2 separate regions of the Mus musculus genome follow, and region 1 is linked to region 2. A link is a loop called in an ENCODE intact Hi-C map of the cell type or tissue named here. Cell type or tissue: left cerebral cortex. All regions are shown on one strand. Links, peaks and the distances in the headings refer to the core of each region. The heading gives the core; the rest is flanking DNA.

Evidence for each region. A loop is a pair of places that touch in the nucleus more often than their neighbours do. Peaks named below come from ENCODE experiments on the same cell type or tissue, not always from the same donor. Only the 100,000 strongest peaks of a DNase experiment are listed, where the experiment ranks them.
Region 1: a loop joins it to region 2, with 2.7 times the contacts of the local background. A loop is called at or near these places in 14 of 42 quality-filtered maps.

What each region holds. Positions count from the first base shown.
Region 1 is chr1:159,918,037-159,930,619 of GRCm38, reverse strand. It overlaps Tnr (tenascin R), which reads right to left. Exons shown (of 23, transcript NM_022312.3): 21 at 11,515-11,676; 22 at 7,193-7,356; 23 at 5,698-6,526. The coding sequence ends at 6,407. Among named protein-coding and RNA genes, the nearest start is that of Gm31667, 100 kb to the left of the region's middle. In left cerebral cortex, for the core only: no CTCF peak of the experiment used is centred there; DNase peaks (open chromatin) are centred at 4,014, 4,478 and 6,259.
Region 2 is chr1:160,169,537-160,182,119 of GRCm38, reverse strand. No RefSeq gene overlaps it. Among named protein-coding and RNA genes, the nearest start is that of Mrps14, 19 kb to the left of the region's middle. In left cerebral cortex, for the core only: no CTCF peak of the experiment used is centred there; a DNase peak (open chromatin) is centred at 5,012.

The sequences.
Region 1 (12,583 bases), core at 1,813-9,812, 250 kb after region 2:
CAAATGTCCTGTCATGTTCCTTCAGGGAACTCTGGGATCTGGGAGGTGGTCGTGTTAATTTTCCCTGCAATCTGTTGATTTTAGCCTAGACATTCACAGGATATTTGCATTTTCTGCTGTTTGTAGTTGTTTGAACACACTCATAACTCTTCCTTTGCAAACTCTAGGGTCAAACTGATACCCTAGGTGCTTACACAGTGTTATCCTGTGGTCTCTCCTTCCTTGATACTGGTTCTATCTTTTTTCCTAGTTTGGAAAGGGGTTTGTGTTAGAAAAGAGAAGTGTCTGTACTGCCTAGGCCCTGGGATGGGAATTTATGTTTGTGTCTGACACCATCTTCAAAACTTTAAACAGAAAGAAAAAAGAATTGTTTCTGGGCTATTTCTTACTATTTCTGACAGTAATAGTTTGGGGCTGAGGGTTTCTCTGCAGCATAGCATGAGAAAACAAGCAAAATTTTCCATTTGTTAAAAGGAAAAGGAGAGGTGGATGGAGTTAGAAACATCATGAGAATGGTAGTGAGTTCAAGATGGCAGCCGCGTGGTCAATGTGACAGCAGCTTTACAAACTGGAAGAACTAAGGCTGTTTGTATTAGACAGAGACAGTGGTACTCCTCAGAAGCTGTGTGACTTCACACATGCCATTTAACAATCCCATGCTTTCACTTTCTTCTTCTAGAAAATGATTAAAACTTACTCTGGATTGGGGTGAGGATTCAATAAAGTAATTGATGGGAAGCCCTTTGCACAGAATGTGACCAATAGGTATACAAATACTGTTTTTCTCAGTTTCTATTAGGAGAGACAGATATTTTTTTTAAATGTACCAGGCTACCCCCATTTCTATGTCTAACTGGCTGTGTGATCTCAAGCAAGCTGCCTGCCTATGTCAGCCTTGCTTTCCTTGAGCATGGCATAGAGAGTCATCTTAGGTGATGTCCAGAATGTCCTTTGCCTCTGAAGGAGTGTTCTTTAATGTTGGTCTAGGAGACAGGGTTGAGTATATTAGTGTTCAATGACAGATTGGTTAAAGGCTACAGGTTTCTCTGTGGGTTGTAAAAGCACTGACAAGAAAAAAACAGTTCTTACTATAAGTCTGCCCTACAACACTAACCCCGACCTGAGGTGGCCCAGGCTTCCTGAGTACAATGTACCTACATCTCAACGAATCTTGTACTTTCTCTTCAGAGGCCATGGTAGTAACTTAGCCAATGACCATACCCATGAGAGTGTCGGGGTCAGGGGCTGAAAGGATCCAACATTTCCAAGTTAGAAGTTAAGCTTTAACCTAGTCTTACTGCTCAAATAGTAGGAGATGTTCTATTAAGTTAATAGAGGAGATCTTAGGAGCCAGGACCTTGTTGAATGGATATCCTGCAATAAATAGTCTTAAGCTGGGGAAGGAATGAGGATTTCCTGTTTGGGAAGAAAACATAACACTGTCCAAAGACTGTGAGGTTTGCCAAGGACATTTGGACAATGGGATGCTGCAAGTGCACTGAAGTCATGCTTTGGTTGAGGAGTGACCTTAAAAAAAAATAAATCAGAAATGTTTGAGATGACAAACCAGGCTGTACTAGCCGGGAAGGGAAATGTGAGGTCGAGGCAAGATTGGTCGGTCGAGTAGCAAAGCAAGCCGTCCTTCTTCTTACTTCTGTGCATAAGGCTGCTAGTGGCCTCCTATCTCAGGCGCAGGGGTGAATGCATAGGCTCTTTAGATGAGGCGAGAGTTTGAGAAGCCGATGCTGATGATGTCTTTAATGTGGCCACTCACGTGGCTTTTGTGTTTCCACTGTGGGGCCTCTAAGGTTTGTTTTTATTTTATAAGACTCCACCAGCTTCTTTTATTTAACTTACTTTTTTTTTCCCTAGCTATTTTCTCAGATCCTGAAGAAGACAAAACTGGTTTAACTAAATCCAGCATGGATTTAGTTAGGATGAACCAAAGCCACTCTTTCCAAAGGGACCCTCATGTGTACCAACACACACATCCTCTGAAAACCGAAGCCTCCTCTCATCCCTGTGACATCTCTTCTTATCAGAGTTGTTTTAGCCTCTGTAATCCGAGTAGTTTTCATTCATTCTGCAAGTTCTCATTTTGCCTGGCAGTGCCAAAATGCTGTAGTATTATTAGGAGAGATGCATATGGGAGAGTTGGGGTGTGGAAGAAGCAAAGGCCAAGAGGGAAGCAGTAAGTCAAAGAACTTCAGAAGTTTGTTCTGAGGGCCCAGTGGGATAATAAAAGAGAAGCTACAAGCCTCAGCCCAGAAGCCAGCTCTGTCCCCTTTCCTCCAGTGGAGAGGACCTTCAGTGCTTAGTTGTATGAATGAAAGAAACCACCCAGGGAGGATGGATGAAAACCAAGCATCTTTGTGTAGCCTTGGCAAGTTTGAGGTAAGCTAAGCATTATCTCACCTCTGCTAGGATTTATTTGGATATTAGTCCTTCTTACGAGTATTTCAGTGCAGACAGTAGGATGTAAATAGAGGTGAAAAGTGATCTTCCCTCTCTGTCTTCAGAGGGACAGAAATGCAATCAAGGAGTTAAATGCAATGATTATCAAGCAATGGATAGAAAAGCATGTATCCCGGGGAAGTGCTTTGCCCCCTTTCTGAAATCCTAGGAGGAAGAAAAAGAAAAGGCCATGCCTCCGGGGCTGTTTTCAAATGTTCACAGCTCTCACAAATCCCACCTTTCTTTCTCCATAGAAAAGGACCAAGGGGGGAACTATCAAACCTTTCTCAATGGATGCTTCAAAAAAGCTTGTTGAAAAGATTCTACAATGTCCTCTTGCCCCATAATCTATATCTCTGTCCTGATACTGAACTTTAAAGGTAAAGATGTTTTTAGGAGAGTTTGTATAGGCATCGAGTTTACTGGCAAGGCAATCTTGGTCCTTTAAATTTGCTTTTGAAATGAGAGTTTTCTATCTCGGAGGAGCTGATTGGCTCCCCAGTGGAAGGCAACAAGGATATTAGGAGTGACTCTCACCTCTTTAGAGATAGGGTGTTAGGTAGCTGGGGGGAGGGGACATTTAGATATCTGGGAGCTTGCTCCAACTTTCTCTGCTGCCATGTTGCTGTTGTTTTACAAATCAGTCTCCTGTACAAATGGGTCCTGGGTCCTGGTTTGGTCTGAGGTTAACAGAATCATAAGAACTATGCTGCCTCCTGCCCTACTTCTCATAAGTGATTCAGTGGACATCTGGGAGCTGGGAGCACCACTTTGCCCCTCTCACCAAGTCTCCCTTTATTCAGTAAGTCGGGTCTGAAGGCCAACGCTTTCTACATGGTTGTCATCCCTAACAAAGAGTCTTCACAGTTAATGTCTTCACCTTCCAGAAGTAGCCCTGGGAAGATGAGAACTCAGTATAGAAACAATCTTCATATGATGGGGCATGCAAAGAGGGAGAGTGGCCTGGCTCTTGATTCTAGGCAGTGAATCCATGGCAGTCTCTGGTGACTGGTTGTTACTGTTATTGTTGTTGTTGGGGATTTTGTGGAAGTGTACCTTCTAACATGTCTGTAGTTGCGCCATCTTCTTGATAGGCCCCCGTTCAGTCATTCTGAGTCCCTTATGGGAATCTTGGGTGATTAGGGTGGGTGCCAAGTAGTGCTGCCTGCTCCTCAGGGACAAAAGCAGGCGTGAGAAGGAGCAGATTAACAACTGGAATCAGTTAGGAAGCTCAGTGAAGGAAGAAGTGAAGCCAGTCAAGTCCAGAAGCTTTGAGAGAAGCTCCCTGTGGATTCTGAGAAGACAGTCTCTTCAAAGCATAGAGTGTGGGGGGACTCACTCTACTTAACAAAAGGGATCTCTAAACCCTCTTACAGAAGGTTGGGTGAGCTGATCTTTGAAGTTTCTTTCTTACTTTAAAATTCCTTTAAATGAATCTAGGCGATGCAGCCGATGCTATTTATAAAAAAATGTTCCGCAGGATAAAATAGTTCCAGTAAAAAGCAGGTTTGGATTTCCATTGATGTTTCTTGATTTTTCCTGGTAGTGATGACACAAAATCTTGTTCCATTTCAGCTCCCTTGATGAGGTGGGCTGTTCAGGCACATCCAGTTCCTTGGCTCTGCTTTCATAGACATAATGGCTTCAGCTTCTTTTAGCATTGTGTGTGTGTGTGTGTGTGTGTGTGTGTGTGTGTGTGTGTATGTGTGGTATATGTTCGTGGTGTGTGTATGTGTGTGGTGTGTATGTGTGGTGTGTGTGTATGTATGTGTATATGGTGTATGTGTGTGTGTGTGTGTGTGTGTGTGTGTGTGTGTGTGTGTGGTGTGTATGTGTGGTGTGTGTGTATGTATGTGTATATGGTGTGTGTGTGTGTGTGTGTGGTGTCTATGAGAGACACAGAGAGTTCTGAGTCAGTCTCTTTCCCCCTTTTCTCCTTCCCTCCCTTTCCCCATGTCCTTCACGGGGATTCTGGCTTTCCTTTAATTGCGATGACTCACCAAGACCAACTTTGATTCTGCTTTTCTATTACAGATGGTTAAACCTAAAGGGGCATTAGAAATCCTTTTGGTCTAAACTCTGATTCAACTGGGTGAAGAAACCAAGGCCCAGAGATTTGAACAAACCCATCAAGGGCTTGTAGCTGTCATGGTGGCAGAGACAACCTCGTATCACGCCCTTCAATTCCCTCGTTAAGTGTGCTTACCTCCAGTCCTGCACAGTTGGCCCACATCTAGTTAAATATCGGATAACCTATAGGCGTCCCCCCTCTTCCTCCTTCTCTTAGCTGCTTGAAGCCCATGATGGATTAAAATGTGAAAACTCCACCTGTGTTTTTGGCCTTGTGTAGGTCAGTGATTCTATATCACAGAGACAGGGGAGGTGACAGAAAAATGGCAAGCTAACCCCAATGTCACGATGCTCAGCAGGTGATCATCAGCCCAGGAGGACTCTTGCTTGTGGCTCAAAGCTTGGTTAGATGGTGGCTGTTTCTATTTCAAGATGCCAACTGGTTGGCACAGGTATAAGACACCCCAGACAGTAGCCATGGGCCCGATTAGTACACACTGGGCCCTCAAAGATAGGAGAGGACAGGGAGACAGGGAAAAGGCAGCTGAGAAACTTGGCACAGCTTGGGCAGGTGCTGCAGGAAAGACTGACTGGATTTTTATTTAAGGAGAAGCTGAAAGGTCATGGCTTCTATAGCCTCCAGTTCTCCGGGGCTTTAAAAAATCAAATCACGTGGGGGTGGGGAGATCACTCCGCTCACCTTTGGAGTTCTAAATGCAATTTCCTCTGGCACTTTTCATTTTTCTTCTCAAAGCAGGATAACAGAGGGAGATGGAAAATGTTTCTCATGGTCTCACCTCATTGAGGGGGTCAGTTCTGTTTACTACAGGATCAAAGCAAACAACAAGAGACCAGGACAAGCACGCTGTCCCCTCCCAGTGTAATCAGACAGGGGAATGGCTCATACAACTTCCCCCATGATTCTTCTGAAGCCACTTGCACTGAGGATAGCCTGACTGGGTATAGAGCTAGAGACCTTCAGTTAGGAGTCAGGGAAAGAATCCATGGTAAATCAGATCACAAATGCACAAGGCAACACTAAGTCAGGTCTGTTTCTGCTCAGACCCACACGCTCCCTGGTAGGTGCCCTCATTTCCACTCCTGTCCTTTGTCAGTGTCTGATACAAATGTGCTAGAAACAATACCCTTCCCCAAGTCTCACCACCAAAGAAAGTTATTACACGACAATGATTTACGACGCACAGGGCACAGCTATTGCATGACCCAGGGCAAGGTTCAGACAGCTTTGGTAACTGGAGTTCTAAACAATGGTTGGGTTGGTAGGTCTAATAGGATCTAGGGGACAGAAGTAAGGAGAGGATGGGGCTGGAAGAGAGGCCATGCCTCCTAAAAGTTAACTGTCAGAATGTGAGAATCTTTAGCCCATTGCAATGAACTTGGACAGTTGCGCCAGGGTGTGGTGGGCATCTTCCCTCTTAAGAGAAGATTGGCCAAGCTTTTTTCTTGAAGCTTTTCTGGGATGGTGTGGTCACCTGGCCATAGTCAGTGGTGACCAGATTACTATTACTTAGAACTTGGAAGGTATCTCAGAAGAAGGGATAGAGGAAGTTGTGTGTGTGTGCCCATCACCATAACAACCTGTAGTTCTTTCTTTTTTTTAACTCCCCAGTTTTCCTCCTCTGTGAGAAAAGAGGTGGGTGATCAGTCAGGACTGGTTAGCAGGGAGCATGTAGCCTGTGAGTCAGGCTCCAAGGCAGCAGAAACTAGGAGCAGATGGTGCCTAACTGATCCCTGCTTCCTTCAGATAGTCTGAATATGTTGTGAAGCACATTACTGTTGCCCCTCCCCCCCTTGTCTCATATTATAAAATACAAACAAATGACAGAAAAGATTGTTTGGCTGGTGGCTGGCTGCCCAGTGCTCAGAATTTCAAGGCTCGCCGTTTCCTCCCGGCTGTGAGACGATGGATGTAGGGCCTCATCTTCATTTCTACAAAGGGGATGGAGAATTCATGGCCTTTCCAATGGTACCAGTTGATCCCCTGAGTGTGAGAAATATGAACATGTCAGATCACCTTCCATGCTCAGCAGAGCACCCTGCTTGAAAAGAATGACTGGATTGAGGGCTTCACTTATCAGTTTAGCTGTTTTCAGTTAAGAAGGGGCTCAAGACAGAGTTCCCAGGATGATGGAGAGAGTTGAGTCTCGTCCCAGCGTCCCCTTTACAGAGGCCTATGTCTTTATAAAAGGTAAGTTGTGCGTTATTTCTTATTGCCAGTTTTGTGATTTGCCTTCAGGAGTTTCTGGTACTAGGGGACTGTGGTGAATGTCAAAATCCCAACTAGGTGAATAGTGAAATTGTGGGCAGCTCATTCATGATGAGGAGACTTGGGTGGCTTCCACCTGGGGTCAGCAACCTCTGGGGGCTTGCCTGGGGGTTTGTGTTTCAGCTGCTTCCTTGTCCCTGAGCCCAGACTGGGGGCTTGCAGTCTCCTGGGGAAATAGCTTAGATTACTAAGGTTTCTGGTCTCCCCCCTTCTGTGCCCCGTGCCCTTGAGCCTATGATGAGTTGATGGACAGCATCTTGAATGGTCTTTTCTCAGTCCCAGAGTACTTCTTTTTAAAGAGGAAACAGTGCTGAGACACAGAACTAAAGGCCTGGGTTCTGCCCTTTCCACCACTCTGCCCGCAATGAGAGTGTGGCCTACCTGACTGTGCCTGGACTCCCCGTACTTCCCGTTGAGGTTGGTCCGGTGGCAGTTCTTATACCACCAAGCACCCTTGTAGGACATGGCACAGTTGGTGACTGCAACATCATTGTCTCTGTCCTCAGTGGAGAAAGGACGTCCCTGGTGATAGCTGAGGGAGTCTCCTGCCAAAAACCAAAAATGAAAACAAAACCATTCCGGAGGCTGTTCCATTTGCTGTGGACATCTGGTTTTCACATGGAACCCTGGCTCACTTCCCCTTTTCCTTCTGAGCTGCGTCATGGCTATGCAGACCTTTGCCTCTATATTACCTCATAGGGTAGGGCTAGGGAGGAACCGCTTCTATGTTTCCCACTCTATTCATCACTGAACATTTGCTGAGAACTTTACCAGACAGCTCCATCTTAGCATCTCTGTCTATTTCCCTTTGGCCGTTTTGAGGCACAGAGCACTCATGGTCCCACTGTGTCTATTGGAGACAGTAAGGAGCCACGACGCCTCCAACCCTTATGGATCTCACAGTGTAAGTTCATCCTGGCTTTCCCCTGTGCTTGCTGTCCCTGATCAGCCTGTACCCAATACCCCACCGTGAGAACTTGGTTCTGCCCATGAAGAGGAACAACAGCAGCCAGAGCACCAATAAACAAGAAACGGTGACGGAAACATAACCATGTCAAATGAGATGTGGGTAGGTGAGAAAGCTTCCATGTGAGGAAGCTTCGCTAAATAAGAACACATAACTAAACCTGGTGGGGAAGTGTCAGGATGACTACGGAGAGACTGTAAAGAGGAAAATATTTACCTAAATAGGTAAAGAGAAATTGCCTAATACTACCAGCTAGGCTACCTGACCCTGTGGTGAGATTTTCTTTCTCAAAGACAAGTGGAGACCGGGTGTTCTCTTGGCAGGGGTGCTATGCAGCGGCTCAGGTGAACTCAGGGTTCACTGAGAGATCAGACCATCAGGCACTTACAGTGACTCGGGTGAAGCCTTTGGCAGGATTTGTGGTTAGAGATGCTGGGAAGGGGCCTCATGTTATTTATCAGATGAAAGTGATAGTCACTATAGCTAAGGTTGCTTTCCCCTAAGAGGGACAGTGTTTTGATTCTATGGCTTCCAAGCTATAGAAGCTATAAGGCTTCAGCACCTTCTTTTCTGCAGCCACAGAACTCTGGGCTATTGGGTCTTCCAAGGAAGCCTTCACCGCTCAAGAGAGTCCTGAGGCAGTGTGTCACACCATTCTCATCTCCATATAATCTTGAAGGATTCTGGTGTTGTGCCCATCCAGAGCCAATCCCACCAACTGAAACAACTTTTTGTTATCTACTTCTGCTTGAAAAGGGTCTTACTTTCCCTCTCCAGAAGACTATCATTTTCATCTCCTTTATCTCAAGTCATACTCATACCTATTACCTTAAAATTTTTGGATTAATTTTACTCTCCAGCAATCCATGCTTTAATCATTATTCATCATCTGTGCTGTGCCTACCTGCATTGTTATCCTCTCACCTTCTGCAAACTAGAATGTATCCTCATTATTCTCCCAACAATTATTTCTGGCTTCTGCTTTGATGTTGCCAACTGATTGTCACAGACATGGTCCCCTAGGTCTTTGTATCCTCCCTCATCTTTTCTGCCTCATACATCTACCTCGTATATTCCAGACATGAACTAAGTCCGGGTTTTCACTCTTGACCACCTGTTCATATTCATGCCTTTCTCGTAGCTCTGACATTAGCATGGACTCCTTTTATCTCTGACATTAGCACGGACTCCTGTTATCTCCCATCAGGATTAATAATGCAGCCACCAGTTGCTCTCACCGCTCTTCACTCAGATTTACTTTATCTTGATTGGACCTGTCCTAGTGATCTTTCTAAAATCCAAATCCCATTATGCCATTCAGGACTTACAAGACCTCCAGTCATGTAAAAAGTCAATTTTTCTTTCAGTGTCAAGACTTTCCATAATTAATCTTCTCTTTCTTTCTCTTCCTTTCCACATTTCTGCTCTTCCCTCCCTCCCTCTTCCCCTTCTCTCCTCCACCCTTTACCTCCACTTTCTACTTTCTTACCCACATTGCCCCTCTCTCCCTTTCTACTTCATCTTGCTATATAGCCCAGGCTAGCTTTAATGTTCAATTTTTCCATCTCAGCCTTTCCCATGCTGTAATTATAGGTGTGTGTCACTGCTCACAGCTCCTGATCCTTCCAATCACACAGTTTGCCCAAGAGAGTAATGCATCAAGCCTTCCCCTTCCACGAAATCTTGTTTTTCTGGTATGTCTCATCCAGACGATGTTTTCAGTGGTTTCAGTCAGATAGGCTGATTTCAAGGATCCTTTCTATATACCCCAGAAACCCTCCTATGGGTATCCTTATTTATTCTGCAGAGAGGCATTTCCTGGTGTTTTCTTTAAACTAGGATGGTACTACAGAGTCCATGTTTTATGTTCTTGTTAGATGCTCTAAAACCAGAACAGTGAGTGTGGCTCTGCTCTTATTAAAGACACAATTTAGAAGTGTCAGTTTGAATCCCAGCAGAGTTCTATTTAGAGTTTTGGAAGTTTCGGGACTTCAGAAATGTGGAGTAAAGGGCTGTAATTGGACTGGAGGCCCTGGGGTGGCTGGTTGCCAGTGAGGCCTGGAGAAGTGGTAACAGCTTGAAGAACTGGGAACTGTTACAAATGCCAGGACGGAGGGCATGGTTTTCTATGAATGGTGTGTAGTTGCCTAGAGATGGGGTAACCTAAATAAACCCAGGGTTTTACTTACTGAAAAAGATGAACTGAATATATAAGGTGATGGATGAATTGTTGTTAATGTCCATGACTGGCTAGCCAAGATCTAGACTCACTGACCTCTGACACAGGGAGAGGAGTGCAATCTAACGGTTCTGCCCTCTTTGAGGTGTGGCACAGAGACTGGGCTGGGGAAGATGTTTCAAGGGCTGGCCCCAAGGTAGACAGACAACATGTGGGATTGGACAGAGAAGGACGAAGAGGGGGAACTGAGGGGAGACAGAAACTGTGGTAGGTGAGCTTGTTTCTCTTCCCATAGGAGAAACATGAAAGCCTTTTCTGTAGACACAATTCTAATTCTAGGGAGTGAATAGTATCCATTTCGTTTTGAAATGATTTAGAATGACATCTTGTTTAATGTCCATTTCAATGGCTGTTTTATGCTCAAAGTGTGGCAAATTGGACCTTTTTGTTGGGGCTCTTCAGGCTTCTCTGATTGCCACTGCGAATGGCTCAACTGTGAACAATAACAAAGATAAGTATGTCTTCTCTTTTGAATAACAGTATCTGGCTGAGAAAGGAAATAATGGAGCAGATGCAGTAATTGGAGGGGTAACACCTTGATGTTCATTTTAATTCCAAGAGTCATAGGAAATACTGCTAACATTAAACACCAGCCTTTAGCTCTAAAATTGGAGACATGAAATGTCTGGTAACTCCATGTACCAAACAGTAACACACCTGGCACACCAGGCTTCATGGAAGGTAGTGTAATAGAGCACATTAGCCAAAGGCTAGGGACTAGCTTGGTGGTATGTTCTCACAAAACTATGTGTACATAGAGCTCAAACAGATGGTTGTTCTGCTTGGTAAAAATGCCCTAAAACCCACCACTGAGAACCCAACCAGGTGTATGGTTCACTTGGTAGAACAAAAAAGCAACATGGCCAGTGAGGGACATTTAAACAATGTCCTCTGCTCCTTCATGTGGTGCTATGATGGCTGCTGATGGTTGGATGGGGGGACAGTCAGCTCAAAGAATGGGGAATCTGAACTGTTTCATAGTTCAAAGGTCATTTTCCAGCAGCCATTGCAAGGAGATGTCAAATAAGGTGACAAACAGTTCTGCCCTTGCTAAATGGGAGTCCACTCTGGTTAATCTAGGTATGATAAGCAACCTTTTGCTCTCAACCTGCATTGTTTTTGAGCAAACTTTTCAGACATATTGAGCTTATAGAAACTTTTCTGACTACTCTGTAAAGTGAGATAGACATCACTATTATAATTAGCATTATATATAATGTAGCAGATGACATCGTCATTATAATTTAGCAGATAACATCACTATTATCATTTTTCAGATGACATCACTATTATAATTCTCCATATGATACTCCCAAGAAATTGATTCCAAGTCTCTTGAATGGACAGGCAGGATCAGAGCCAGTGGCCTAGCTAGCCATGCCTCTTTCCTGGCTAGTAGTCAGCTCACGAACTCGGTGAATTCTGCTGGTTCTGCTGCAGCTTAGGACAGGAATACACATCCAATGCTCCTGGGGTCATCACGGGGCCCACAAGTACCTGCAGTGCCATTGTAACTTCCTATGCGGATCTTGTACAGGCTTCTGCTGTCCTCCACAGCGAACTTGTCATAGTAGGCAAAGACTGCTTCCTGTCCATCCCGCATATCCACACGCAGCTCATAGCGGCCCTGGGCTGTTATCCTGTGGATGTTGTCTAGCCCTGTGGAGAAGGACAGATTGTGTACTGAGTCTTGACCCAGAAGCTTTGGGAATGGGATAGAAACACATGCTATGGAGAAAGAGTGGGCCATCCACATTGTTGTGCCTCCCCCCCTTTCTTGGGCTGGTGTCAAACCTGCCAGACTGTGAATCTCCTCCTGTATAGGCTACCCCAGGTCTACTGATGAGTGCCACCTCAGACAACATTGGAGCAGATGACATCACTATTATAAATTTTCAGATGACATCACTACTATAATTCCCCAGATTATAAAAGGTCCCAAGAAATTGATTCCAAGTCCTCTGAATGGATAGGCCATCTAATCTTGACATAATAACTGACAAGCCCTAAAGCTTCAAATTTTCTGACCCTCTTCCCCACAGTCTTCTCCTACCAGTTATGCTAGCAAAAGCTCAAGAATCCTTGAAGAAGGTAGGATTCTTTTGGCTTGAATTGTAGGGAGCAACAGGTTGAAACATGCTCTGCTCAGGCAGAGCACACAAGATACCCAGACACAGTAGGGCTTCCTAGCAGCCTTCAGAGAGGGTTCAGTCCACCTCACATTGTGCAGCCCTTCCTTTCTGTCCAGGGTTCCTGGACCCCCCAAAGATAGGTCAGAGAAATAAATTTATGAGTTTTTCTTGAGTTTATGATATTTGAAGTTATGAATTTATAATCTTCTAATGTGAACACAGGGACAAACAGCCACACTGTGCACAGTACTGTATAGGTAACCTACACAGTTTGGTAGGTTAGTGTATTGAACACCCATTTAGCTTAGTGATAGTGTCCACTGAAGATGAGCTTATTAGGGTGTAGCCCCCTATCATAAGTTGGGCGCATCTCTGTTGCTTTTTGCCTCCTGACTCCAGATGTCTTTTATGTCATCCATATGTTACATGTTTAT
Region 2 (12,583 bases), core at 1,654-9,653:
TTTCCATCTACACAGTCAACGCTTTCTTGACTCGAGGCTTTGGAATTCTTTCCACCTTCTCTGGTTGTGTCCACAGGGCCACCGAACACAGTATTCAAGTTGGCAGTGTAGGACAGGGCCAGACTCATGGGCACATGGAGCTGAGCCGACATCCAGTCCATGTTGTTCCGCAGCTTGGCCTTCCTGCCTCCCTGGCTCACAGTTACAGTAATCTATCCATCCATGCACCCACCCACCCATCCATCGATCCATCCATCGATCCATCCATCCACCCACCCACCCACCCACCCATCCACCCACCCACCCACCCACCCACCCATCCATCCATCCATCCATCCATCCATATATCATATCATATCATATCATATCATATCATATCATATCATATCATATCTATCTGCCTATCATGTCTATCTGTCCATCTATTTTCATGCCACTCATCAAGTATATTTTAGGCAGGTGTTCTGTCATAGAGCTATACCCTTAGTGCCACATGTCTTTGTTTGTTTGTTTGTTTTGGCAGGGGGTTTATAATTCTGCCATGATTCAGATATACCAGGTAAGTGGCTGCTTGAGATAGAAATGGTTTTAGAATAACCTTGTTCAACTAATGGGGCACAGCTAAGTAGTTCATTCTAAACCCTTTTGTCCAACTCCTAGAGTTTGTAATCTCAGCCACCACGCCTGGGTGTGACACATTGTTTGCCCGGGTGTCACACACTGCCTGTTCTTCTCAGTGTGAGCAGCTCCTTCCTCTTAGACTAATTCCCCCCCCCCCCCCACACACACACGCTCGAGCTTTTCTTTATTTCCCTTCATTAAATTACTTTCTTATAGTCCCATAAATGTTGCCACAACATCAACAACTTAAAAGGATAGAAATACATTCTCTCACAGTCCTTCTGCCAGATGCCTGAAATCAAGTCACCAGCAGGGCTGTGCCCCTTCAGAGGCTCCAGGGTAGGCCGTCCCCTTGCATCTTCACTTCTATTTCCTTCCTGGAAATCTCGGTAATTTCCCTCATCCTCTGGCCCTTTTCTCTGTGTGTGATTGTCTGTTTTGTTTTCTCCCTTTGATTAGAACCCTCTCATTTGGATTAAATGTCCATCCTAATCAAAACAATTTCATTTCAACCTTTCCCTTGATTACACCCAGAAAGACTAATTTCACACGGGCTTACCTTCTGAGGTTGGGGAAGGGAAACCAAACACACCACACTCACCTTAGACTTCAAGGCAAGCGCGTCAACTTCTCTTGTCAGCTGCTTTTCCTCGTTTACAGCTCCCCCATTCCTCTTTTCTTAATTAACTCCCTTAGGGCTGATTCATAATTTATGTGCACAAGACCTGGCAGTTTTAAAAGCATACGCAAGGTAAGCACATAAAAAATTAGAATTTTTTACAGAGGTAATGCCAAGCCAGGGAAGGAGGGGCGGGGAAACTGCCATGGTCACATACAAGTCTGACAGTATGTTTGCAGTGTGTCCTCAGCTCACTGGAAACTTCCTAAAAAAAAACAAAACAAAACAAAAAACCAAAAAAACCCCACATTGCTTTCACATTCCTAGCAGAGGGGATGCTCAGAAAGAGTTCTGGATAGATGATTGAAATTCTCACTTGTTATTATGTCCTAACCAGATCATCAGCCTTGATAAGGTCAGACCAGATGCCAAAGCCTCTCATTGCTTTTGAATTTCTTCCTCAGTTCTCACCTATATCGATACAACCTGCTAGCCTGAGATTTTGGAAGTGCCCTTCTATCTCTTTGCACAATGGCAAAAATCACACAACCAAAGAGGGGCAACCTACATCTTTTGTCACTTTCAGAGAAAGACCTGAACAAAAGTATCCATGGGAGGTTAACAGGGGGAGTGAGGCTTCTCTGCACCCTCTCCTCTGCTCTGAAACAGAGCTGTCAGATATGTATCTGTCCCTCTGATAAGAACACGAAGTCCAGAAGTCAGAGATGAGACTCTCAGCTTGGCATTCCTTGGATCAAGTGCTCTGTCCTGCCCAGAGCTAGCACTAACAAGCCTTGTACAGTGGTGGCAGTGGTGACGCTCCTAAGCGTTCTCCAGCTGCCTGAAAGCCCAGCAGATGTGCTCTCTGGGAAACCCTCTAACACAATGGCTCTCAAGCTTCGTTACACTGCATACAACCCTTAATAAAGATCCTCATGTTGTGGTGACCCTAACCATAGAATTAGTTTCAGTGCTACATCATAACTGAAATCTTGGTACTGTTATACATTGTAATGTAAATATCTGTGTTTTCTGATGCTCGACCCAAAGAGGCCAAGACCCACAGACTGAGAACCTCTGTTTTAGAATGCGTACGGGAGCTTAGAGAGACAGGGATACCAGGACTTCCTGGCCTCTGTGAGTTTCAGGTCACCTCAGTGGAGTTGCTGCAGAGGCTCACAGTGTTCCCTCTGCTGCCTCTGCCTCAGACAGACCTGGTTGTCAGGCTGGTTCCAACACTTGCGTCTGCCTCTGCAGATGAATGGGTGACTCTTCTTACCAGAGGAAAGTTGACATTTGGAGGGTTTGATTCTGACTCAGTGTCCTTTCAGACACTCTCCGCCAGCTGCTTGTGGCTCCATCTGAACAGAATGTTTTGTGTGGTTGCAGAGTGAAGGCCACACCCATTTCCCCTTGCAATGGCCATAATGGGTTTTCACTTGAAGGAATAAACATTTGATAGGAAAGCAGCTTTTTTTTTTCTCCACATTGTCTTTCTCCCTCCTTTTCTTTCTCTGCTTCCTAGTTCTTCTAATCCCAAACCTAACTGATATAAAGGCAAATCATTAGACTTTAATGTTAACGAATCACTCTGTAGCTATGAGGACAGAACTATCGCAGAGCCGTAAGCTAGGAATACCTGAAGGTAGAAACATGTGCAAGGCCACAGGGAGATGTCCCCATTCCTGTACTTGAAGGTTCATCATTTATGTGACCCGTTAGGCCCAGAGCAGTAGAACAGTACCTCCACACTGGGGCCTGGAAAGAGCATGGGGACAGAATGTCTATTTTATATTTCATGTTTATCAAAGATACTCTCCCCACAGCTTTCTCTCGGGGTCTGATCTAAAAACAGATAAAGAATTTCTTGGATTTGACTTTCCCCATCTCTACACTTGTTTCTGTTGGGGAACTAGAACTGTTCCAGAGTTTCCTGGTCTCTTGGATTTATCAGTTCTAAATAAAACCAGGTGAATCTGTAGCTTGACACATTTCAAAAAGGAAACTGAATTGTATGTTGAGACCTTTTCCTCATGTGCTCTGTGCTGCAGTAGAGGTCTAACCTTGTCTTCCGGTGTCTCTCACTGATTGTTGATCATTTTCTGTCATCCCCAAGAATGACCTCTTCCAACAGTCTCACAAGTCATGGGCCTTAGGCATGTGGAAGCTGCCCAGCCTTCCATGGAACCCCTTTGATCAAATAAGTTACAAGACTGAGCTCTCCTTGCTAGGCATCTGCTTTGAGAGTTTGATTTTTCTTCTTTGGATGCAGTTCATTCTGAGTGGATGCTCTCAGCATCTCTGCTGTACACAAGGGGAGAAGGGGAGGAAAAACAAACAACAGCAACCACTTAAATGGTTCCACCTCCACAAGTCCTGTCTTCTCAATGTTCTTTCATACCCTATATAGTACTGAGAAATATACAGTATGTTCCTTAAAAGATACACAGAGATTATGAGCAATCATTACTTCATTTAATCCTTTCATAAAATAGAGGGTAATGCTTTATGAATTTTGACTCCTTTCTATAAGAATGCTGCTTTGCCTGTCCCTCTAGAATGTGAAGTCTGTAAGAGCTGAGCCATTGGTGGCAATGACTTTGCCTTGTTCAGTTCTATACCTCCACATTATTGATCAATTTCTACCACATACTATGCACCCAAGATCTCTTTAGGAACAAAGTCGGATTGTATTTCCTCTAATCTTACACATCATGCTGGTTGGTGAAGTAGAAATTGTCATCCCTTTATACACTTGGAGTCTATCCTTGAGGTTTGATGTCAGACTGTCTCTCAGGCTTGTTTCATTGGGATTGTATACAAAGCCCCACTCCCTGCTCTCCTCTGTGAGGAAACCAAAGGGCCTGCTCTAGCAGAAGAACACATGCCCTATGAAGCAGAATGGTGACCCAGCTGGGAAAGCTGATGTCATGAAAATGAGAGACTAGGCCCACCCATGTGGATTCTTCCCTGCTGAGCCCATCTGTCTGTGTGGGCTATCTATGGCTACCATGGAGGCATAAACTTTATCCCCTTATAGTAATAGACTGGGTTCTGATTATGGTTGCTCTGAATGCTGGGAAAATTCGAGGGAGGCTGGCATCAGTCCTTTGCTAATGATCTTATTTGGATAAATACATGCTAGTAATCTTTGTCGCCTCTAAGAAACTCTAGACTACTCAGATTACAGACGTTGGTTTGCTGATCTTTCTATGCCCCAGTGAGGCCAAAATTTTATCATCTCCATTTTCCAGATGGTGAAACCAAAGCACACATAGTAACTCAGTGCTGGGAAAGCTAACCCTGATGTTGTGTTTTCCCTCTGACTCCCCAGCTCTGTCAACTCGTCTTTAATATCTGATGGGGAAATGATGAGTTCTGTGACTCTAACATTATTTTCTTAACAACATATATTCACTTGGGCACCATGAGCAACAAGCACTTTGAAATTCAGGACCTATCACTTTCTACTAAGAAACAGAGGGACGTTAGGGGGAAATGAACTGGTAAAATCACTGAGCTTAAAAGGGTGTTTAATTTTAATACTTACTGACCTCTGACCGGTATATTGGGGCAAAGCTCAAGTCACCATTGCCCTTAGTTTTCAGCTTCAAGTGTGGGATGCAGTCTGAGTGGCAGGCTCTGCAGCTGACTATTGTAGCTCTACTGTTTCTTTACCATGTGTGCTGAGTGCCTGCGTGGAGTGCTCCCCACCACGCTGAGTTATTGTGAGGATTCAAGCCTTGAGTCCGTTTCCTACTTAGAGCAGCTGCTGCACAGTGAGGATCCGATCCATGATCGAGGATGAGCACAAAGACAACGTTTCCTCTTTGAATTGCAGTCCACGGGGATCCTTTTTTAAAAACTTGTCTCATGGCATAAAACGGCAATTTCTATGACTAATTGATGTCTCATTTACCAGATGTTATTCAAAAATGAAATGCTCCAGGCATTTCCAGAAATAGGAGTAAGATTTAGGAGGAATGTTTGACAAAAAGATACAGTAACCGATTCTTGAGTTAATGAAAAATCCTTTAGTATGACTATGTCAGATGCAAACTATTGCTTCGGAGACATATACTATGTACCTGGGCATAGGCACATGCAGGCAGTATTATTTTCTGACCTCAAAACACATACTTATTTTTATCTTAGCCAGGAGGCTTTGCTGGGTCTTCAGGCAGAGATAGTTTTCTCTTAGAATACTTCTGGCACTAATGCCATTCAAACATGCATGTGTGTGTGTGTGTGTGTGTGTGTGTGTGTGTGTGTGTGTGTGTGTGTGTGCAGGTATGTGTTTATGTGGGTGTGTACACAGGTATGTGGAGGCTCCAAGACAGCATCTCCCTATCTTTAGAAATGCTGTCCACTTCCTTTGAAACAAGGTCACTCACTAGCCTAGAACTTGCCAATTAGTCAGTCAGTCTGTCTGTCTGTCTATCTGTCTGGCTAGATAGCACAGAGATGCTCCTGCCTTCTCCTCCTCCTCCCAGAGATGGAATTACAAGCATGGGCCACCATGCTTAGTACTCTCACTTGGGTTTGGGGAAATGGACTCAGATCCTTGTACTAACGTGGCCGTCCTTTATCATTGTTCCCTTCCCTCCAGCCTGTATATTGTGATTTATGAGCCTGGGAACTCGGGGTCAGTTCTTTCTCATCCGTAGCTTTACTAGATACACCAGTAGTAGAAGCTAGCTTAACTAGCTTTACTAGTTTAGACAGAGCCCACCTCCATTGTGTGTTTCCTATTCTCCATGGTATTGATACCCTTAGCCTTAGATCTTACTTTTGGATTCACTGTTAAACTTGACTCCTTCATGAGCTCTGTCCCCTGTGACCTTCCTATGGGTAGTTTGGCCTCTTTCACGACACTGATTGCTCATCACCAGTGAGCTAACAGAAAAAGAGGGGCTTTCTTCTTTAACATGGGGCATCCTGAGGATGTCTAAAAGGCTAAGTTCAGCTTCCTATGCTTTCAAAATCTAGAGGTAGTCTCTCTGCTCCCCAAAAGTTTCCTCTGCCTATTAACATTGCTTCCATTGAGAAGAATGACCCAGTACAAAGTTAAATTGAGGTCTAGAGGAAAGATTGGCCAAAGTTTCAATTAAAGAACATTTTGATCAGCTATACTTATCTTCCTTTTTCTTTCCTCAAAGTTCCCAGGGCCAATCGTTTCCTGAGGGTGGCAGATCTGCCCAGCACATCTCTCAGCCTCTGACTTTGTCCAGGAACTTTAAGATTTTCTGAAAGTGACCATACAGTACATGCTACCAAAGTGTATGAGCCAGTACATTCTCCTGAAGATGACCATGAATACCCAGCCAGTTGTCAGCCACCTGATTGTCAGTCTGAATCGCTGTCCATCTCCTAGACGACAAAACAGACCATCTTGATGTGACATACATAATCCCAAACACATGCCATCTACCAAGATGTCACTACATACCTCGCTGCACAGTCAGAAACACGTACTCACCATGGACCCTGATGCCTCCTGCAAAGATACAGCTCATCTCTCTCCCCTGCTGTGGTTATGTCTAACGAGCTCCTTCATGTATAATTACTCTTGAAGCATAGCTTTAAACTTCTCCCAAAACCACAGTGGCATGGTAGAAGGTAGGGCTGCCAACATTTAAAAGAGTCAGGATGTCTGCCTTCTCTTTGCCTTGGGCCATTTTCTTTGTTTGTGGGACATTGTAATGGAAAGGTGAACAGACATTGTTCAGCTCTTGTCTGATGGCTTCTCTGGAATATAAACCAAGAATCCCAGGATTCATTGTGGCGTCAAGACTCCATGACAGAGGCTCCTCACAGAGGCTGCGGGATAAGCTGCAATTGGTTTTGGACTTGGCTAGGCCAGCAGGATTCTTGGGGAGCCTGTCATTGTCACTGGCAACATGCTTGTAATAACTAAGCAAAAATAATGACAGCCCTGGAAATTCTGGGGTTTCCTTCCAGCTTCTTCAAGTCAGTGGTGCTGTTTAGGCGACATATGTCAGAGGCAGAGATATTCATTCTCTTCAAAAATTTTATTCATTTGTTTTTATGTGTATAAGTGTTTTTGCCTGTATGTATGTTTGTGCACCACATGTGTGTCTGGAGCCCACAGAAGCTAGAAGAGGGCATTGGATCCCCTGAACCTGGAATTATGGATGGTTTCTGACCTGCCAAGTAGATGCTGGGCATTAACCCTAGGTCTGGAAGAGCTGAGAGTATTCTGAGCTGCTGAGTCCTCTTTCCAATCCCATGGTCCAGACACTTAAGGATTTTGTTTCTAAATTCTCCTACAGGGTTAGGAGGCTCAGCTCACAAAATCTAGCACACGTACAGTGACTTTTACCACTGATCACAGAGGTGGTGAAAACAGTTGATTTTTTTTGTTTGACATTTAGTGACCTCTAAAATCTGGCTCCAATTTACCATTTCAACAAACTACTTCCTTCTTTTAACTCTGGCTGTGATCAAAATACCTCTTTATTTTCATATAATTTCCCAACATCGTAGTCTTTCTAACAGTGTGCTCCCAGACTCTTCTTTCAGAAGTGTCCGTCTACCAAAGACTTGGCTGTTCTGTCTGGTTTTTCTTTTCTTATTTTATGACTGTTCTTGTGCATTCTGATAGCTTCAACTGCCATTGTTACATCTGTCTGTCTGTCTTCATTCACACATCTCTTCTGAACTTCAATTTCTCTGCAACTTCAGATCCCTAGCATCTCATTGGGTATATTGAGTGTATCACTGGACACGTCCAACTGATTTCCAAGACTTAACTGACTTTCGTCCTGGAGTCTCATCTACTTATAGCTCAAGTGAGTGAGTCCTAAGGGGAAGCCTGGGATTCGCCACGGTATTACTGTCTCCCTTCACACCTGCCTTCTTATCTCAGAAGCCCTCGCTCCAGTTGTTTGGGACCCACATGAAGACCAAGCTGCATATCTGTTACATATGTGTGGAGAGGCCTAGGTCCAGCCTGTGTATGTTCTTTGGTTGGTAGTTCAGGCTCTGAGAGCCCCAAGGGTCAAGGTTAGTTGACTCTGTTGGTCTTCCTGTGGAGTTAATATCCCCGTAGGGGTTGCAATCCTTCCTCCTATTCTTCCATAAGAGTCCCCAAGCTCCATCCACTCTTTGGCTGTGGGTGTATACCTCTGTCTGAGGTAGCTGAAAGCAAGCCTACCTGCAAGTATAACAGTATCAACTAATAGTGTCAAGGATTGGTGCTTGCCCATGAGATGGGACTCAAGTTGGGCAGGTTATTGGGTGGCCATTCCCTCAGTCTCTCCTCCATCCTCAATTCCTGAATTTCTTGTAGTTAGGATAAGTTTTGTGGGTTGGTTGGTGTCCCTATTGCTCCACTGGGGTTCCTGCCTAGAGAGAGGAGGCAGCCTCTTCAATGCAGTGAGTCACAGCCAAGGGTGCCTCCCCAATCCCAGGTCTCTGTCTCTTCCTGGAAATTCTCCCTACCTTCTTCTCAACTCCCCCCCCCCCATCAGTTACATCTGTGAGTGTGTGTGTGTGTGTGTGTGTGTGTGTAGGAGAGAGAGACAGAGAGACAGAGAGACAGAGACAGACAGACAGACACACACTAACACAGAGAGAGAGAGAGAGAAAGAGAGAGAGAGAGGGAGAGAGAGAGAGAGAGAGATGTAAAAGTAGAAGGAAGCCTATAAGAGGGTGAGGAAAGGACTTAAAGGGAGGGGAGAGGAGAAAGAGATAAAATATTATATATTTACTCTTCTACATGACAGGATAAAAATCACAAGGAGATTTATAAGGAGAGTGAGATTCATGAGAGGGTGAAAGAGGGATGGGCTGGGATGGATTTGAGCACAATGCAATGATGTATGTGTATGGAATGTCATAATGAAAACTAATATTCTGTGTGCTAATTAAAAATTAATTTAAAAATCTTCCTACATTAAAAATACAATATTTGTTTTTTTTTAAGGAATCTTCAGTAGCTACCTGTTGTCTAAAATCCCACACTCCCAGCCAAGTGTTTAGCAGTAGAAATTAAATAGGACAATAAAGGTTCCAACTTGTATGACAATATCTGTATTTAAACACAGATTACATTACTTAAGTCCTCAGTAAAGATAAAGCTGCTTTGGAATGTTGTTTTTCTACACTTAAACTTAAAATTCTGTGGTGCTAAAATATCTACTGACAACATCATGTCATCTTCTCAGTGTCTCTTTTTATTTGTTTATTTTAATGACATTATTTATTATTATTATTCTTTCGTGTGTGTGTGTGTGTGTGTACATACCACTGCTTTTGCTGATAAGCCTCAAATTCATACTTAGACCCTTCCCTTTGGCTTTTAAGTTATCAAAATTTTCTTCACTTGAAAAATTAATGTATTTAATAGGAATGCAGAGTCTATGAAAGGTTTGTACTACCCACCTATAGGAAGAATGGAATACTTTGACCAGTTGTGGCTTCCTGTGATGGTCTCTGTCTGCTGTAAAAAGAAATGTTTTTTGTTTTTTTTGGTTATGGGTGGGAGCTATAATTAGTTGTGGATATAAAGATAAGTATTTGGAAACTATAATGGTTTAGTTAAATGGCAGTAGTTGGTTCGCCTCTAGGATCCTTGGTCTTACCAGCTACAGGTAGTGGCTATGTTTATATCATGCCTGTAATGAATGCCCTCCTATTGAGCAGGCCTTAAGTCCAATTAGGATGGCTATTCGTCACCCACTGGATTTGAATGCTGCTCTTGTTCCCTTTAGAACATCTTGCTATCCTGGTCATTGTTGATGTTCACAGGTGTTACAGCTGATGAGGACTATTGATTGCTTTTCTCCCTTAGCAGTTTGCATGGCTCCTTCTGGTACCCTGAGAGCTTGTCCTTAAGGAGAATGCTTCCATGTCTGTTCCAGCTCAATTCCAAGTCCTCTGTCTGAAGTAAGTAGTATCTACAGTAACAGGGTCCTATCTTCAATTTCTGGGTGACAACCAAGGGCCATGGCAGTAACACACACACACACACACACAACCAAGGGCCATGGCAGTAACACACACACACACACACACACACACACACACACACACACACATATTGGTGGGGTTTCTCTTGCACTCCTCTGACCAACAGCTTGAAAGGAGGTTGTTGTGCCCTGTCCCAGCGGATCTATCTACAACATAACTTTTATACCTAAGGCTGAAGGAATGTTGTAGAAGAGGGGACAGAAAGACTATAAGAGCCAGAAGACTGGGATAGGACATCTGCTGGGACATGATGTCTTCTATTTATGACAGGGTCGCTATACAAAGGAAGTCTCAACAATATGGTTTTCTAAACAGGCTTAAAAATGACTGCACCAGCTGGGCGGTGGTGGCGCAAGCCTTTAATCCCAGCACTTGGGAGGCAGAAGCAGCCAGATTTCTGAGTTCGAGGCCAGCCTGGTCTACAAGGTGAATTCCAGGTCAGCCAGGGCTATACAGAGAAACCCTGTCTCGAAAAACAAAAAACAAAAACAAAAACATAACAAAAAATGACTGCACCAGTTGACATGCCAATATTGATGGGGGAATTCTCACAATGCTTCATCTCTAGAAGAGCAGCTATAGGACTTATGGTTGTTAAGATAGGAAGAACCAGTCTTCTCTGTGGATTAGCCAAGGTTATTCCAGATTATCCCAAAAGGTCATCCTTAAACACGTATGAGCAACATTAAGTGATTTCAGCAGGCTGTATATGTATATGTACACACACATAATAAAAAGATAAGAGATGATGAATTTGAGAAGGAATGGAAGGGACACAAGAAGAATTAGAGGAAGGTGGAAGGAAAGATACAAATACAGTATTTAGATAGAATCCTCAAAAAGATGAATTAAACCGTTTGAATTATGCACAAAGGCCTTTCCCAGGCCCAGAAAAGATGGGAAACCTACACCACCAACTCATTTACATCAATTATTTTCTTTTAGAATGCAAGAACTCTTAAATGATGTTTTTTCTCTTCCAGGACTTAAAACAAACAAACAAACAATAAACCAACCAACCAACCAACCAACCAACCAACCAACCAAAAACTAAGCCTGTTGGACACAACCTGGTGCCCAGGTCTAAATTCCCACCCCCTACTCTCCATCCCTAAAAAGGACCGGTTAGCTTATTTTACTGTTTACAGTTAAATTTACACATTTTTCTGTTTTTTTTTTTTTTACTTTCAATTTTTGTCTTTTCTTTTTCTTTTTATCTTTTTATTTTTTTAAAAAAATATTTACCCAGTTCCCCCCTCGCAGAAACCCCTATCCCATCCCCCCCTGCTTCTATGAGGGTATTCCTCTGTCTACCCACCCACTCCTGCCTCCCTGCCCTCGATTCCCCTACACTGGGCGTCTATCGAACCTTCATAGGACCAAGGACCTCTCCTTCCATTGATGCCTGACAAGGCCATCCTCTGCTACATAGGCAGCTGGAGCCACATATACTCCTTGGTTAGTGGTTTAATCTCTGGGAGCTCTGGTGTGTGTGTGTGTGTGTGTGTGTGTGTGTGTGTGTGTGTGTGTGTGTCTGGTTGATTGATATTATTGTTACATAGCTATGGGGTTGCAAACCCCTTCAGCTTTTTCAGTCCTTTCTCTAACTCCTCCATTGGGGACCCTGCACTCAGTGCAATGGTTGGCTGTGAGCATCCAACTCTGTATTTGTAAGGCTCTGGCAGGGCCTCTCAGGAGACAGCTATATCAGGCTCCTTTCAGCAAGCATTTCTTAGCATCCACAATAGTGTCGGAGTTTGGTGACTGTATCTGGGATGAATCCTGAGGTGGGACAGTCTCTGGATGGCCCATTTTCTGGTCTTTATAAGATGACCATGGGTTCAGTGAAGAAGAAACTAAATAACCCCTTATTTGGCTAAACTGAATATAAATTCATGTGTACTTTTTTAGTATCTGTTTCCTAACTTTTTAAAAATATAAAACCATGAAGTGGGCTTAATGAATCTAAAGGCCCAGTAACACTTCTTCTACCAATGAGAGACACTCATCTGAGCTTTGGGGTGAGGCGGAAGGCAGAGGAGCATCATTGGTCCCCTGACTTTGGAGTGTATGTGAAGCATGGTTCTCCTCTGAAGAACTTGCTGCTTTGATGCCACAGGCCACTGGGATCAATGGTGCCTGTCTGCAACTCCGGAAGCTCGGGGTTTCCTGAGAGGTAGAGGCAGATCTGAGTGCTGGCCTTTGGACCCTGTTGTCTTTGATCTGTGCCTTAGCTTTCCTGTGTCCCCCAATGGTTTCCTACATCCTGTCTGAGCTAGGGCTGAGTCTTCTGCCTTTCATACCTTTGTACCTGGCTCAGTTTCTGAATCTACAGCTGCTAAGACAGAC